Regions from separate parts of the Homo sapiens genome. Here region 1 is linked to region 2. Evidence: chromatin loops called from intact Hi-C (ENCODE). Cell type or tissue: Caco-2. All regions are shown on one strand. Each heading gives the region's core, and the rest is flanking DNA. Links, peaks and the distances in the headings are about the cores only. Region 1 has its middle 9.7 kb from the start of NEDD9. Region 2 overlaps LOC105374925 (a long non-coding RNA gene).

Evidence for each region. A loop is a pair of places that touch in the nucleus more often than their neighbours do. Peaks named below come from ENCODE experiments on the same cell type or tissue, not always from the same donor. Only the 100,000 strongest peaks of a DNase experiment are listed, where the experiment ranks them.
Region 1: it touches region 2 in a loop (5-fold over the local background); 5 of 110 quality-filtered maps call a loop at or near these places.

The regions. Positions count from the first base shown.
Region 1 is chr6:11,238,232-11,246,568 of GRCh38, reverse strand. It overlaps a transcript of NEDD9 not described here. Among named protein-coding and RNA genes, the nearest start is that of NEDD9, 9.7 kb to the right of the region's middle. In Caco-2, for the core only: no CTCF peak of the experiment used is centred there; a DNase peak (open chromatin) is centred at 4,658.
Region 2 is chr6:11,293,651-11,301,987 of GRCh38, reverse strand. It overlaps LOC105374925 (a long non-coding RNA gene), which reads right to left. Exons shown (of 6, transcript XR_001743967.2): 1 at 2,975-8,337. It also overlaps a transcript of NEDD9 not described here. Among named protein-coding and RNA genes, the nearest start is that of NEDD9, 65 kb to the right of the region's middle. RefSeq lists an enhancer at 2,642-3,399. In Caco-2, for the core only: no CTCF peak of the experiment used is centred there; a DNase peak (open chromatin) is centred at 4,667.

The DNA.
Region 1 (8,337 bases), core at 164-8,163, 55 kb after region 2:
TCATTGGTTAAACCGCAGCCTGTCAGGGAGGCTTCAGCAAAAATGCTGGCATGAGATCTTGATTCTTCTATGATAGGCCACAGGACAGTGGCCGTACTGCCCTGCCAGGTAACTGGTGGGGCCCGGGGCCTGGGGGACCACGTCGTGATGGTTCATTCCTGGGCCCTGGGATCCATCTGCCTTTGCCTGTCACTGGAACCCATGACAGCAGTGGACTGAGCCTGTCAGGGAGGATGAGAGAGATGGAAGCAGCCCAGGAACTCTCTCAACCTGAGGCAAGTTGTGCCTCTTCCCGGCTGCCCTGTGCCAGGCCCCGAGCCAGTACAGAAATGGCACTTAGGTTGATATCTTACATTCAGTCCATTTTGCTGGAATGTTCTGTAAGCTCCCTCTTGGAATTCTGGGTCCATGACATTCTTTTATCCTTTGCTATTAACATTATCATTGTGTTAGCAGTATAGCTCAGTATGACTGCTATTTAAACATCCATCCCCATCCCTGCCCGCTCCCCCACCCGAAAAAAATACTGTCTGCACTGAAAAGAAGTGGTTTGGCATAGTGAAAGTTTTTAAACATCCATTTTCCAGATGGATATCCTTGTTAAATTTAAAAAGAAAAAAAAAAACTAAACCATGTGGAATGCTCCTAAGTGAATATTATTGTTTACTAGACTTATTCCATCTTATGGCATTTTATGACAAAATATCAGCAAGCTCATAAAGAGGGCTTTTTTTAAGGTCCATAATCTTTCTAACCATAACAAAAGGGTGGTAAATATATTGTACAAGAGCACGATGGAAAAATGTGCTAAAGTATTTCCACAAATCAAATGTAGCACTTTGGCATTGGCTCTAAAGCATTAAATTTAGTAAATTAGAACCAGATGATTTTAAAATAGAAACTTACATAACTTTACGGTGTGATTTTTTTCCCCCAACGCAAGTTTATCTTCCTGCAGCCGCGTTGGCTGCTACTGTAATAGGTATTTAAGAAGTAGGGCAGCCTCTAGGTATTATTCATCTTTGTAGCTCCCAAGGTGCCTAGCATTATATTGGGCAATTAGTAAGTATTGGTGGATGGGTGAATGAAATCTCAGCAGGGATTAACAAGTACTAGTTAACTGGCAAGGAAATGTAATATAAATATTTATACAGATCTACAGGTAGACAAAACACTGCCGCTATCACACACATAATAGTGAAAATATGGGTTGCTTTTCCTTTCATTGTTAAAGCTGTGGATTAAAATCAATGAACCTGAAATAAAAGGGTGGATCTGCTTCGCCTTTGGGTCACCATGCTTCAAACCACCATCACCCTGGAATGTTCCTAATACATAAGTCTCATTTCTATTTCTGCCATCATAGCAGCCACAGAAAATGCTCCTTTTGGTCATGTCTCCCTCTCCTCCCACACACAAGTTCACAATGTAGCTAATACCTTAAAGATAAGCTGGGAGTTCAACACAGCATATTGACTGAGTGCCTATAATCTCCAAGACCCTGTATGTGCTGCCACAGGGGGTGCAAAGGAATAAGGTATAGTCTTTGCCTTCTAGGAAAATACTTTCCAGTAGAGGGTTAGTCAGCACACTGTCATTGCATGTAAAAGAAATCTAACTTATACTAGGTTAGTCAGGAAGGTGTATTTATGGCCTTCTGAACTGAGTTGTCTAAGAGTAGACTTCAGGCATGGCTAGATCCAGAGGCACAGACAACAGGATTAGGGTTCTCTCCATCTCTCCACTCTAAATGCCTTTGCTTCTTTTTGCACATGGACTCATTCTCTCTTGCTATTGACTCTCTCTACAAGGAGAAAAACATATTCACCACCGAGCAAACATTTACAGTCTATGATCCAAAGACAGAGAAGTTGTCTCTCTCCCAGGCTTCATATACAAATCTCAAAAAGATCTTGGATTGACTCTGAGTTACATGTCAAGTTCTCAGATTAATTACTGTAGAAAAGAGGATGTATTCTATGACCAATCAGGCCTGAGTGGTGGTTGGGACTCTCCCTTTGTGGATGAATGAAAAGGAGGCGATTTATGTCTTAAATATTGATATTTAAATATTGATGTGCCTTGGCAGCTGATTGGATGTGGGAAGTAGGTGGGAGAAAGAAATAAAAGATCAGTCTGAGGTTTTGATTCTAGGTGACTGGTAGGGACATAAATAGAAAGAGAATGGTTTAAAACAGACACTGTTTTAAAGGGAATTTATCATTCATAGGTGTATTAATCAGGGTTCTCCAGGACATGTGTGTATCTATGTGTGTGTGTGCGTGCACACACGTGTGTGTGTGTGTGTAAAGAGAAAGAGAGTAAAAGATTGGTTTGTTTTCAAGGAGTTGTCTCCAAGTCCAAAATCTGCAGGGTAGACCCACAGCATGTGGACCCTGGGAAGAGCTGATGTTGCAGCTTGAGTCTGAAGGCTGGTGGAACAGAATTCCCTCTTCTTCAGGGAACCTCAGTCTCTTTTCCCTGAAGGCCTTCATCTGATTAGATGAGGCCCACCCACATGGTGGAGGGTATCTACTTTACTCAAAGTCTACTGATTTAAATGTTATCTCCTCTTTAAAACACCTTCACAGCAACGTCTAGACTAGTGTTTGATCAAATATCTGGGTAGCATGCATGGCCTATCCAGGTTGACACATAAAATTAATCATCCCAATATTTGACTATAAGGAGCTTATGACATGCCTCTGGAATATTTAGGTGCAGTAGAAAATGAGGGCTTGGAACTCAGAACACAGGTTGGGAGATGTGATTGTCATCAGAGTAGACGTCATTGGAGAGCATGAGATAGATAAGGGAGAAAATACACAAGGAAAAGGAGCTGAGAATGGAACCTTGAAGAAAGGCTCCTGAAAAGAAGACTGAAACACATTGGCAAGAGAAGTAGAAGAACCAGAAGAGCCCACTGCTTTGGAAACCGAAGGAGTTGATTTCATAACAGGGGAAATAACAAGGAGTTTCAGGAGTTGAGGGGAGATCATAGAGTTGGCAGGCAGAGAAGAGTCCCCGGCTTGGACAATGGAGGCTGGGGGTTCCCCTGGAGCAGGACTCCTCAAAATGTGTTCTGCAGACCTGCACCAGGCCACACACTGGACAGGCCCACCAACAGGTAGGTGCAGAAATTGAGAGCTAGTGCTTAGAAGCTCTGACAGCCATTAGACAAGAGTGATTTTTTATCAGCTGAATTCAATTATCATCATGATCATCATCATCATCATCAAGGCTTGTATTTTGCCAGTCTTTTTCATTTCTTTTTTCTAGTAATTTCAACACTACTCCTATTCTATGCATCAATGGCTTTGATGGTTATTGATGGAACAGGGGTCAGAAGCAGATGCCTGGAGGACTGAGCAGGAGGCCAGGATGCTGGACCACCCACTCTCTGGTCATGGCAAGTGAAAGATAGAGGGCACTTGGTCAGTGTTGGGGAAGGAGAGGTGGCAAAGGGAAGATCCTGAAGACCCAGAGAATGTTGTTTGTGGCTCATATTTGCTCATCCACAGTAACAAAATGTAAAAATCTGGAGTATTTTGATAGCTCACTCAGCAGCACAGCCTGATTGGAGTTGGCCTGAGTGATATGTATTCTTTTACCCACTTGGCATGACTCTTTGTAGATTCAATTGCTGAAACATGCATGCCTTTGCTCATGGGACACAGCCATGGATTTCACTGGGAGTGTCTTGTAATATGTGGTATATGCTCTAAATCTCTTTCTAAAATCTGAAATATTCTGAATTCCACAAGCTCATCTGGCCTCCAGGTTTTTGAACAAGGAACTGTGAATCTGTTTTTAGGGTGAGGAAGGCCAGAACTTACTTGCAGAGAGCAGGGTGGGAAAGATTAGGGGGCACATCAGAGAGGGGATGGTTAGGGAGCTGAGTCCCAGAGTGGGCTTGAGAGGAGAGAAAAAAAATGCACAGAGCTGTCTGGATAAAAAGGAAAGACAGTTTTTTTTTTTTGCCTGGTGACCAGAACTGCACAGGTGATGACTTTTGAAAATGTAGAGTGATTTTAAGATGGCAAAATGAAAACTGGGGGAAGACATGGCCTCTATCAGCTAGGGCCAGGAGGGCACAGCCTTTCTTCTTGTCACTACTCTCCACCCCTCCTAAGACCAGAAGCTCCAAAAGCAGGTTAGAGCATGAATCAGGAGAACTGCATGCCCTGGGTTCAAGAACACCCTTGCAACACTCCCTTGTCTACATCGTCAAGTCTGAAATCACAGGGTGCCAGGCCTTCAGCAAGTTAAGAGAACTTATACTTAGTGCCTGTAAAGCTCAGGGGTACCAGTGAGCGAGACTTCAAGTCTTGTGCATGCTCATTGCCAGACCCCCTTTGGCTTTTTGTATAAAGAAGAGAGCTGCTCTTTATTTCCGGGCTCAGTGGGCAGAAAGGAATGCTCCGTCCATACTCCGTTCGGCAAGTCAAGGGTGGACACTGGTGTCTTTATCACCACCCAGTCCTCGGCCCACACTGGCAAGGCATTCCTCTAGCAGACAAAATAAAAGATTGCTGATAGCTGGAGCACTTTGTTTGCTTTCTAAAACGAGTCAAACTCTTCAAAAGCTTGGCTTGAACCGTGCAGGGTGTGCTGTGTTCCCGCCACATTCCTCTCACCCGCCTCTCCACCAGGCCTTGTATTATCCGGATTCCTTTCATGCGCTCACGAGCGCCAGCTGGCGGCTGCTTGGGCTGGCCGGACAGGCCAGAGGCTCTGGGCCCGGGGCCTGCTGGACATTGGCCGGCCTCAGCTGATGAGGGCAGCGGGGCACGGGAGGGAGGCCTTCTTGGAGGGCTGGGTCAGCTGGGCTCTTTTAAGGCACAAGGGGGAGAAAATGCATCTCCAACCCCTGAAGAAATGAGGTACCCTGGGCATTACTAGTGGCCATTTGGTGTTTAAAACACTCCCTTCTCCCCCATTGTGTACTGTCCCTACCTCCGCCCCCGGAGCTATGCTGGATGGCTGGTGTGGAAGATGGCTTCCGGAGGCCAGTGTGCGCTGGAGAATGGCAAAGCTCGGAAGTAGATTGGAAACAGAAAATCCAGCCCATCTAGGAAGCTAGGGCACACAATCCATAAGCCTTTTCTGCTTAGTCCAACTAGACAATAGCAAGACGTGGAGAGGGGAAGAGGGCTACAAAGTCGCATCATATCACATGATGTCATGCCATGGCAAGTAGGAAAGATCATGTCTTATACCACATGACATCACATAGAAAGTGTATGCCAGAGAAGTCAGGAAGACTTTTCAAATGTAAGAACATATAGAGGAAGCACAAAGGTTAGCAAGAAGAAGACCTGATGCCTTTGCTCCCCTTCATTTAATAGGTAGTATGCACCAAGATGATTGTGTTTGGGCAGTGCCTCCGGAAAGAGGAGACGGCCACTCTCATTTCAGCCATGAGAGTCCATTCCTGTTTATTTGATGTTGGCAGATCACTTCAACCTTTGTAAAAATCCACAGTGTGAAGTTTCTATCAGCAGAAAAGATTTCCATGACAGTTTCATATAACAAGTTGTTTATTTGGACAAACTAAAGCATGTAATAACAGAACACCTCACGGCTAGAGAAAACAGGAGAGAGAGGCTTTGCCAGGCAGCCTGCACAATTTTACTATTAAACTCCTTTTGTTCCACTGAACTCTATGCCTTTACCTAGCTGGGGACACATAAATAGTAGAAATGTGAACCTTGCACAATTATGGAGATAAGCCTAAATCTTTATGCATTTCTAATTTTTCTTATCACTTCACCTTTAAGTTAATTCATCCAAGTCTTTCATGTAAAGAAAATGCTAAAATGGAGCGTCACAATTGCTTGTCACATTTCACTAGAGTCGAGTGAATTTATTTAACACCTAATTTAATCTGTCAACGTTTTTCAATTCTTTGAAGAAAAAAAGGTAGTAATTAAGTATTCCAAAGTTATAATAACACTAAACATCAAAACTTCACAATCGCACAGTTTTTTAAACATCAAGTTAAGATATTAGCCATAGTCACTCCACTTAAGGTGGTCTGGCTAGGTTTTTAGTAGCACGGTAGTGACACGGTTTTACGTGTTCTATTTCATGGTTTATCAAGAACTAAGAGGGGCCTAAGACATCCCATTTTAGCGCTTCACCCTTGGGATAATTAAAAGCCACCTCAAAGAGATGGAAGGAAGCAGGAAGAGGGCTCAGTAGGAGTGGTGGTTGTAAGGGGCTGTACAGTGACAGCCTGCTCAAGCTCAGCTAAGTGGTAAGAGGCACCAGGTCCTCGTCAAGTCTTCACAGTGTGGAGACCCACCGCGTCGCTGTAACCTAGAAGATCTAGAGAAACTGCTTCCATTCTCTGCTGCCTAGCGCCCCACCCACCCCAGGCAGCTTGTCCTTGAGAGCGAAATGAGTTAGGAGGGAACCAAATGAGAAGAAATTCAGGGATCACGAGTCAAGGAGCTTTTTTAGAAGACACTACCCTCCACCTCCATCTGCAGAAACAAATTTCTTTTTTTTTTTTTTTTTTTTTGAGATGAAGTCTCGCTCTGTCCCCAGGCTGGAGTGCAGTGGCTCGATCTTGGCTCACTGAAATCTCCGCCTCCCGGGTTCAAGCGATTCTCCTGTCTCATCGTCCCAAGTAGCTAGGACTACAGGTGTGCACCACCATGCCCAGCTAATTTTTGTATTTTTAGTAGAGATGGGGTTTCACCATGTTGGCCAGGATGGTCTCAATCTCCTTACCTCATGATCCACCTGCCTCAGCCTCCCAAAGTGCTGGGATTACAGGTGTGAGCCACCGTGCCTGGCCTATTATTTTTTTTAATACGAACTTAACAAGTCTTTCAGAAAATAGAATGTATTCCTAGGACACTGTTGCTAACGAGGTAGTTCGGGGTAAGGTCGGGTAGCCTTCATGAGGTCTCTTGTGCCAAAATATTAGTGGAGGGAAAGTGAATGAAAGCCCTATTTCACAGTATATAAAGAATCAAGCATTAAAACTCTTTTGGGCTTTTCTCTAATAATAGACTTTCATTCATTCCAAGAGCTTGACCAGTTCAACAGATAAAAGAGGTTTATTGCCTTGAAGTGAGAGGAGCTCATTCCCTTGCCTTCTGAGAAGTGGCTTATTTGTCCCCCTGTTGAATTCAGTGAAGGCAGTGTGCACAGACAAGACACAGGCTTTGAGAGGACAAAAGATGGGGTTCAGTCACCTACATAAGTGCAAAATGGGCTACAACAAAAGAAAAGACAGAACCCTCTTCTATAAATTGCTCAAAATCTCATTGCGGAAAAGAAACTCTCACAAAAGAAACCATGTAAGGGAATACCAAGCACTAAATGGTGTGTTATATACATAAAACTGACTAGAGAGCATATGCAGATTTTTTTTATTTTTATTTTTTTAGAGACAGGGTCTCACTCTGTCTCCCAGGCTGCAGTGCAGTGGCACAAACATGGCACACTGCAGCGTTGACCTCCTGGGCTCAAGTGATCCTCCCCCCTCAGCCTCCTAAGTAACTGAGACTATAGGCATGCACCACCACACCTGGTTAATTTTTTTTAATTTTTATTTCTGTAGAGTTGGAGTCTTGCTATATTGCCCAGGCTGGTCTCAAACTCCTGGGCTCAAGCAATCCTCCTGCCTTGGCCAACCAAAGTGCTAGGATTACAAGTGTGAGCTACCGCACACAGCCATGAAGATCACTTTAAACGGGTAGATTCCATAGCCTCATACTAAGCCTACTGCGGCTCATACTTAAAGGAGAGAGGCCTAAGCATTTCTAATTGTTTCTTAAGGGAAATTGGATTTGGGAAGCATAGACTTAGGCCACAGGTGACGGGAGTCCAGAGATACAGAGGAAGATTGGAGGGAGGAGAGCAACAATGGAGAGATTTTTCTAGGAAAGGTTTTATAAAGAAGATGGGGTACAAGCGGGAGGCACGATAGGATGTAGGTAAGCAGAGCCACGAAGTGGGGCAGAGTGATGAAAGAAGAACTACATACGCACAGGCTCCAACGTGCACGTGAGTAAGGGGTGTGTGCATTTGTATTTACACGGCTGCATCAGCCCTCCTCACAACTCAAGAACAATACCTGTTTCTCAGTTGAGCTTAGTCCCACGAGGGTGGAGACTCGACCTTATTGAGCGGACAAACATGTGCTCAGATAACGAAGTGCATTAATTCATTCATTCATATGAAGAGAATGGCAGCAATATAGCTCCATGGTCAGGGCCACACAGACTCAGAAACCAGAAAGCCTGGGTTCATAAACAAAATGGGCCATCACCCTGTAAGTTGGCGCATGCTGTAGAACTTCTCCAGTCTTGGTTTTGTGAA
Region 2 (8,337 bases), core at 261-8,260:
GCTGTTGAATTTGTTTGCTCTTGCTTCTCTAGTTCTTTTAATTGTGATGTTAGAGTGTCGATTTTAGATCTTTCCTGCTTTCTCTTGTATGCATTTAGTGCTATAAATTTCCCTCTACACACTGCTCTAAATGTATCCCAGAGATTCTGGTGTGTTGCATCTTTTTTCTCATTGGTTTCAAAGAACATCTTTATTTCTGCCTTCATTTCGTTACTTACCCAGTAGTCATTCAGGAGCATGTTGTTCAGTTTCCATGTAGTTGTGTGGTTTTGAGTGGGTTTATTAATCCTGAGTTCTAATTTGATTGCACTGTAGTCAGGGAGAGTTTGTTGTGGTTTCTGTTCTTTTACATTTGCTGAGGAGTGCTTTACTTCCAACTAAGTGGTCAATTTTAGAATAAGTGCAATGTGGTGCTGAGAAGAATGTATATTCTGTTGATTTGGGGTGGAGAGTTCTGTAGATGTCTATTAGGTCTACTTGGTGCAGAGCTGAGTTCAAGCCCTCGATATCCTTGTTAACCTTCTGTCTCATTGATCTGTCTAATACTGACAGTGGGGTTTTAAAGTCTCCCATTATTATTGTGTGGGAGTCTAAGTCTCTTTGTAGATCTCTAAGGACTTGCTTTATGAATCTGGTTGCTCCTGTATTGGGTGCATATATATTTAGGATAGTTAGCTCTTCTTGGTGAATTGATCCCCTTACCATTATGTGGTGGCCTTCTTTGTCTCTTTTGATCTTTGTTGGTTTAAAGTCTGTTTTATCAGAGACTAGGATTGTAACCCCTGCTTTTTTTTGCTTTCCATTTGTTTGGTAGATCTTCCTCCATCCCTTTATTTTGAGCCTATGTGCGTCTTTGCACATGAAATGGGTCTCCTGAATACAGCACACCCATGGGTCTTGACTCTTTATCCAATTTGCCAGTCCGTGACTTTTAACTGGGGCATTTAGCCCATTTTCACTTAAGATTAATATTGTTATGTGTGAATTTGATCCTGTCATTTTGATGTTAGCTCATTATTTTGCCTGTTAATTGATGCAGTTTCTTCATAGCATCAATGGTCTTTACAATTTGGCATGTTTTTGCAGTGGCTAGTACCAGTTATTCCTTTCCATGCTTAGTGCTTCCTTCAGGAGCTCTTCTTATAAGGCAGGCCTGGTAGTGACAAAATCTCTCAGCATTTGCTTGTCTATAAAGGATTTTATTTCTCCTTCACTTATGAAGCTTAGTTTGGCTGGATATGAGATTCTGGGTTGAAAATTCTTTTCTTTAAGAATGTTGAATATTGGCCCCCACTCTCTTCTGGCTTGTAGGGTTTCTGCCAACAGATCCGCTGTTAGTCTGATGGGCTTCCCTTTGTGGGTAACCCGACCTTTCTCTCTGGCTGCCCTTAACATTTTTTCTTTCATTTCAACCTTGGTGAATCTGACAATTATGTGTCTTGGGGTTACTCTTCTTGAGGAGTATCTTTGTGGTGTTCTCTGTATTTCCTGAATTTGAATGTTGGCCTGCCTTGCTAGGTTGAGGAAGTTTTCCAGGATAATATCCTGAAGAGTGTTTTCCAACTTGATTCCATTCTTCCCGTCACTTTCAGGTACACCAATCAAACGTAGATTTGGTCTTTTCTTATAGTCTTATATTTCCTGGAGGCTTTGTTCATTTCCTTTTACTCTTTTTTTCTCTAAACTTCTCTTCTTGCTTTATTTCATTAATTTGATCTTCAATCACTGATATCCTTTCTTCCACTTGATCGAATAGGCTATTGAATCTTGTGCATGAGTCATGAAGTTCTCATGCCGTGGTTTTCAGCTCCATCAGGTCATTTAAGGTCTTCTCTACACTGTTTATTCTAGTTAGCCATTCATCTAATCTTTTTTCAAGGTTTTTAGCTTCCTTGCAATGGGTTAGAACATGCTCCTTTAGCTCAGAGAAGTTTGTTATCACAGACCTTCTGAAGCCAACTTCTGTCAACTCATCAAACTCATTCTCTGTCCCGTTTTGTTCCTTTGCTGGTGAGGGGCTGCAATCCTTTGGAGGAGAAGAGGCACTCTGTTTTTTTGGAATTTTCAGCTTTTCTGCTCTGGTTTCTCCCCATCTTTGTGGTTTTATCTACCTTTGGACTTTGACATTGGTGACCTACAGATGGAGTTTCGGTGTGGATGTCCTTTTTGTTGATGTTGATGCTATTCCTTTCCGTTTGTTAGTTTTCCTTCTTACAGACCCCTCAGCTTCAGGTCTGTTGGAGTTTGCTGGAGGTCTAATCCAGACCCTGTTTGCCTGGGTATCACCAGCGGAGGCTGCAGAACAGCAAATATTGCTGCCTGATCCTTCCTCTGGAAGCTTCGTCCCAGGGGGGCACTCACCTGTTTGAGGTGTCTGTTGGCCCCTACTGGGAAGTGTTTCCCAGTCAGGCTACACAGGGGTCAAGGACCCACTTGAGGAGGCAGTCTGTCCGTTCTTGGAGCTCAAATGCCATGCTGAGAGAACCGCTGCTCTCTTCAGAGTTGTCAGACAGGGACGTTTAAGTCTGCAGAAGCTGTCTGCTGCCTTTTGTTCTCCTATGCCCTGACCCCAGAGGTGGAATCTGTAGAAGTAGTAGGCCTTACTGAGCTGTGGTGGGCTCTGCCCAGTTTGTACTTCCTGGCCTCTTTGTTTTCACTGTGACACTTTGTTTACTCAAGCCTCAGCAATGGCAGATGCCCCTCCCCCCCTCAAGCTGCAGCGTTGCAGGTCGATCTCAGACTGCAGCGCTAGCAGTGAGCAAGGCTCTGTGGGCGTGGGACCCACTGAGCCGGCACAGGAGGGTATCTTCTTGTCTGCTGGTTGCTAAGACTGTGGGAAAAGCACAGTATTTGGTCAGGAGTGTACTGTTTCTCCAGGTACAGTCTGTCATGGCTTCCCTTGGCTAGGAAAGGGAAATACCCCAACCCCTTGCATTTCCCTGATGAGGCAATGCCCCACCCTGCTTCAGCTCACCCTCCATGGGCTGCATCCACTGTCCAACCGGTCCCAGTGAGATGAATCAGGTGCCTCAGTTGGAAATGCAGAAATCACCCATCTTCTGCATCAATCTTGCTGGGAGCTGCAGACTGGAGCTGTTCCTATTCGTCCATCTTGGACAATAGCCCGCTTACTGTGATGTTTTAAGGTCAAGGTAATGACCTCTTAACAATCCTCGCTAGTACTAGATTCTATGGCAAAAGTCTGTCACAGAACTGGATACTTCAGAGGCTTCCACCAAACCAAATTAGTAATCCAAACTGGAACAAACTATATTTATTTGTGAATTCTCAATCCATTCAATATAAATACCAATTTCTCTATGAATAGTGAAACAAAAAATGTCTCTCTTCTCATTTTTTATACCTACTCAGCCAACATTACTAAACTGAGACAAAAACAGAGAGATACAGGGAGATAAAACATTCCCTGAAGCAAGTCAGTATTTCATTCCAGCTGTAACTCTGCAATTAACATTAGTTCTATGGTATTTCCAATACATGCTGATTCTCAACTTTTGGAATTCTAAACCTAAAAACCATATAATTTCACCACCTCAATTTTTTAATTTGCTTTAGAATTATCTATGTTGAGTCAAAAGGGCCTTTGAGGTCTTTAATTTCATGACTTCTGGGTGATTTTTTCCCCCATTATTAAACTTTATTTTAACTTTTCATACACACAGATACACACACTCACACACACACATCACTTCACACTACGCATACATATATTCCTACTGCTCTTTTTCAGGTAGGATGCTGGTTAAAAATATGGACTGGGGCTGGGTGCAGTGGCTCATGCCTGTAATCCCAGCACTTTGGGAGGTCAAGGCGGGCAGATAAGTTGAGGTCAGGAGTTCGAGAGCAGCCTGACCAACAGAGTGAAACCCCATCTCTACTAAAAATAGAAAAATTAGCTGGGTGTAGTGGTGCGCACCTATAGTAACAGCTATTCAGAAGGCTGAGGCATGAGAATTGCTTGAACCCCAGAGGCAGAGGTTGCAGTGAGCTGTGATTGCACCACTGCACTCCAACCTAGGCGACAAAGCGAGACTCTGTCTCCAAAAAAAAAAAAAGAAAAGAAAAAAAAATACGGACTAGAAGCCATACTGCCTAGTTTGAATCCCAGTCTTGCCTCTATTGAGTAATAGGGCCTTGAACAAGTTATTAACCCTCTTTGTGCCTCAGTTTCTTCATCTACAATATGAGAATGAGAATAGTACCGACCTCAAAGGGTTTGTGATGATTAAACATGCATGTTGCTTAGAATTGTGTTTGGCACGTACTAAGCCCTCAAAAGAAGCTTCCTGAGTTTTATAGCACATAAAAAGTCAAGTCAGTGCAGCTAAAAGAAATCATTGAAGGGAGAAGATGAGAGACACAGAGCATAATGAAAGGCCTGGTGGGAGAATGAGCCTTGGGAATCTGGATGGGGCTAGACTTGGTCACTCACCTGAACTTCCTTAAGCTGTGATTTTTCTGGTTCCAGAGGTGACAATGAAGACACCATGAGTGAAGGCATGGACAGAAAAATTCACTGGGGAAGCCTGTGCTAAACTCATAAATACTCTTAAAAGTAAACCCCTTACAAGAAGCCTCAGCAAATAAAAGCAAGCCCTGAGGGAACTGCACTAATATCAGTGTGAGGAGGAAGGCGGAGAGGTCTCCTCACACCTGGAGAGCTGTCCCTGGCTGCAGAGAGGCTGGCACCCTGCAGCATTCTTTTCCCAGGATGGTTCTGTTTTATTTCATTTTCAAAGAGCTGGTAGTTAAACATTTACCATTGCTCCACTGAAGACAATAAAGAATAAAGGGGCTGGCTCAGAAAAAAATGAAAACCAAAAAAAAAAAAAAACAAAACAAATTAAACTGCAAAGCTTTTTCACCTTTGCATTAGGGCAGGAAGCCTGCAGCCAGGCATGGCATGTTATAGTTTATCTAAAGAAAAAAAGCCAAATCGGCTGGGCGTGGTGGCTCACGCCTATAATACCAGCACTTTGGGAGGCCGAGGTGGGTGGACCGCCTGAGGTCAGGAGTTCAAGACTAGCCTGGGCAAGATGGCGAAACCATGTCTCTACTAAAAATACAAAAATTAGCCGGGCATGGTGATGTGCACCTGTAATCCCAGCTACTCCGGAGGCTGAGGCAGGAGAATTGCTTGAACCCAGGAGGTGAAGGTTGCAGTGAGCTCAGATCACGCTACTGCACTCCAGCATGGGTGATAGAGCAAGACTTTGTCTCAAAAAAGAGAAAGAAAGAAAAGAAAGGAAGGAAGGAAGGAAGGAAGGAAGGAAGGAAGGAAGGAAGGGAAAGGAAAGGAAAGGAAAGGAAAGGAAGGAAGGAAAGGAAGGAAGGAAGGAAGAAAGAAAGGAAGGAAGGAAATTTTGCCATTCTTTCCCACTAAATGCAAGTTCACTGCAGTTCCAAGGTACTTATCCACACCGTGTATTTACATCTGCCTCAGGTTTGTAGTAAATGCTGTAAACAGAGAGATGTGATGAAGAGAGGTAATGCATATTCTTTATCACCTCTCTAAAAACATGATTATCCTGACCTATTGTAGGGAATATGAAAACACTATGTAGTGAGAATTACCATCCTGCTTCATTATACTTAAAAGAGAATTTAACCTGTTCAGATTTCTGAGTTGTTCCTTAAGTATAAAAGTGAAAGAATCAGGATCAAAACGAAGAACCTCTAAATCCGCCTATTGTATCTGCTTGGGCTGCCATGACAAGGTATCACAGAGTGGGGGCTTAAACAACAGAAATTTATTCTCTCACAGTTCTGGAGGCTGGAAGTCCAAGATAAGGTGTCTGCAGGGTTGATTTCTCCTGAAGCCTCTCTCCTTGACTTGTAGACCTTCATCTTCTCCCTGTGTGGTCTTCCCTCTGTGGGTGGCTGTGTCCTCATCTCCTCTTCTTATAAGGACTCCTGTCATATTGGATTAGGGCCCACCCATGTGACCTCATTTTAACTTAATTACTTCTGTGAAGACCCTATCTCTAAACACAGTCACATTTGGAGTTCCTTGGTGTTAAAGTTTCAACATGAATTTGGGGTGGGGGTCACAATTCAGTCCATCACACACCTAACGTGGGTGTAATGTGTCTACAGGAACAGTTTGATTGAGCAACACCACAGGTTGCATTCCCAGAGAAGCAAATTTTGAGATGGAGATTGGCATGCTGGAAGTTTGTGGAGAGTGCTCCTGGGAAACTGTCAAGGCAAGAGAGGAAGCAGGATTAGGCAGAGGAGGAAGCTGAAATCAGGATAAAGACCCCAGCAAGTCACAGAGGCCCTCCAAAGCTGGGATGTCCTTCCATGTTGTCTGAACTGAGGCAAGGTAGTTGGAAGTTTATGCCCCTTCCTAGACAGTCACTGTAAACAGGCCACCCGAGGGAGGAGGTGTGCTGTGCCTCAGCTGGGGACAATCTCAAGAGGGGACTCTGAAGCAAGCTGCTAGGTGCCAACCCTTCCATAGCTGACAGAATGATTGACTAAGCCTGAAGTGGGGTGTCAGGTCATGGACCCCAGTGTCCACTACAAATCTGAAATTTACTTTCCTCAAGTGAGTGGAAGGACTTACCATTATCTTCTTAAGAAATATCTCGCACCCTACAGAATGGGAGAAAATATTTGCAAACCATCCATCTGATAATGGGTTAACAGTCAGAAAAATAAAACGCACTCATACAATAATAACAATAAAACATAATCTGGCTAAATAAATGGGCAGAGAACCTGAAAAGACATTTGTCAAAAGAAGACATACAAATGGCCAAGAGGTACATACAAAGGTGTGCAATATCACTAATTGTATTAGTCTGTTCTCACACTGCTAATAAAGACCTACCCAAGACTGGGTAATTTATATAGAAAAAGAGGTTTAATGGACTCACCATTCCACATGGCCGGGGAGGCCTCACAGTCAATGCAGAAGGCAAAGGAGGAGCAAAGGCACGTCTTTCATGGCAGCAGGCAAGAGAGCTTGTGTAGTGGAACTGCCCTTTACAAAACCATCAGATCTTGTGAGACTTACTCACTGCCATAAGAACAGCACGGGAAAGACCCGTCCCCATGATTCAATTACCTCCCACCAGATTCCTCTCACAACATGTGGGAATTATGGGAGATACAATTCAAGATGAGGTTTGGGTGGGGACACAGCCAAACCGTATCACTAATCATCAGGGATATACAGATCAAAACCATAATGAGATATCATCTTACCCCAGTTGGCTATCATCAAAAACACTAATAAGTGTTGTGAGGATATGGGAAAAGGGAACCCACGTATACTGTTGGTAGGAATGTAAACTGATATATTAGTTCGTTCTTACATTGCTATAAAGAACTACCTAAGACTGGGTAATTTATAAAGAAAAGAGGTTTGATGGGCTCACAGTTCTGCAGGCGGTACAGGAAACATGGCTGCAGAGGCCTCAGGAAACTTAGAATCATGGCAGAAGACAAAAGGGAAGCCAGCACATCCTATATGGCTGGAACAGGAGAGGGAGAGAGCAAAGGGGGAAGTGCTACACACTCTCAAACAACCAGATCTCATGAGAACTTACTCACTATCACGAGAACAGCAAAAGGGAAATCCACCCCCATGATCCAACATTTCCCACCAGACCCCTCCCCCAACACTGAAGATCACAATTCAACATGAGATTTGGGTAGAGACATAGAGCCAAACCATATTAGCTGGTATAGTCGTTATGGAACACAGCATGCAGGTTCCTCAAAATTTAAAAATACAATTATCATATGTAGCAGTAACTCCACTTCTGGGTATATATCCAAAGGAAATGAAATCAGTACCTCAAAGAGTTCTATGCACCTCCATGTTCATTACAACATTATTCACAATAGCCAGGATATAGAATCAACCTAAGTGTTGATTCTACTAATACATGAGCAGATAAAGAAAATGTGATACACACACACACATACACACATACACACACACACACACTTACACAATGGAATTCTATTCAGCCTTGAAGAAGAAGGAAGTCCTGTCATTTGTGACAATGTGGATGAACCTGGAGGACATTATGCTGAGTGAAATAAGCCAGGCACAGAAAGACAAATACTACATGATCTCACTTTATATATGGCATCTAAAAAAGACAGACTCATAGAAGCAGAAAGTAGAACTGTGCTTACCAGGGGTTGGGGGACTGGGAGGATTGGAAAGATGTTGGTCAAAGAGTACACATTTTCAGTTACAAGATGAACAAGTTTTGGGAATCTAATAAATAACATGGTGACATGGTTAAAAATACTGTATTTAATATATACTTGAAACTTGCTACCACAGTAGATCTT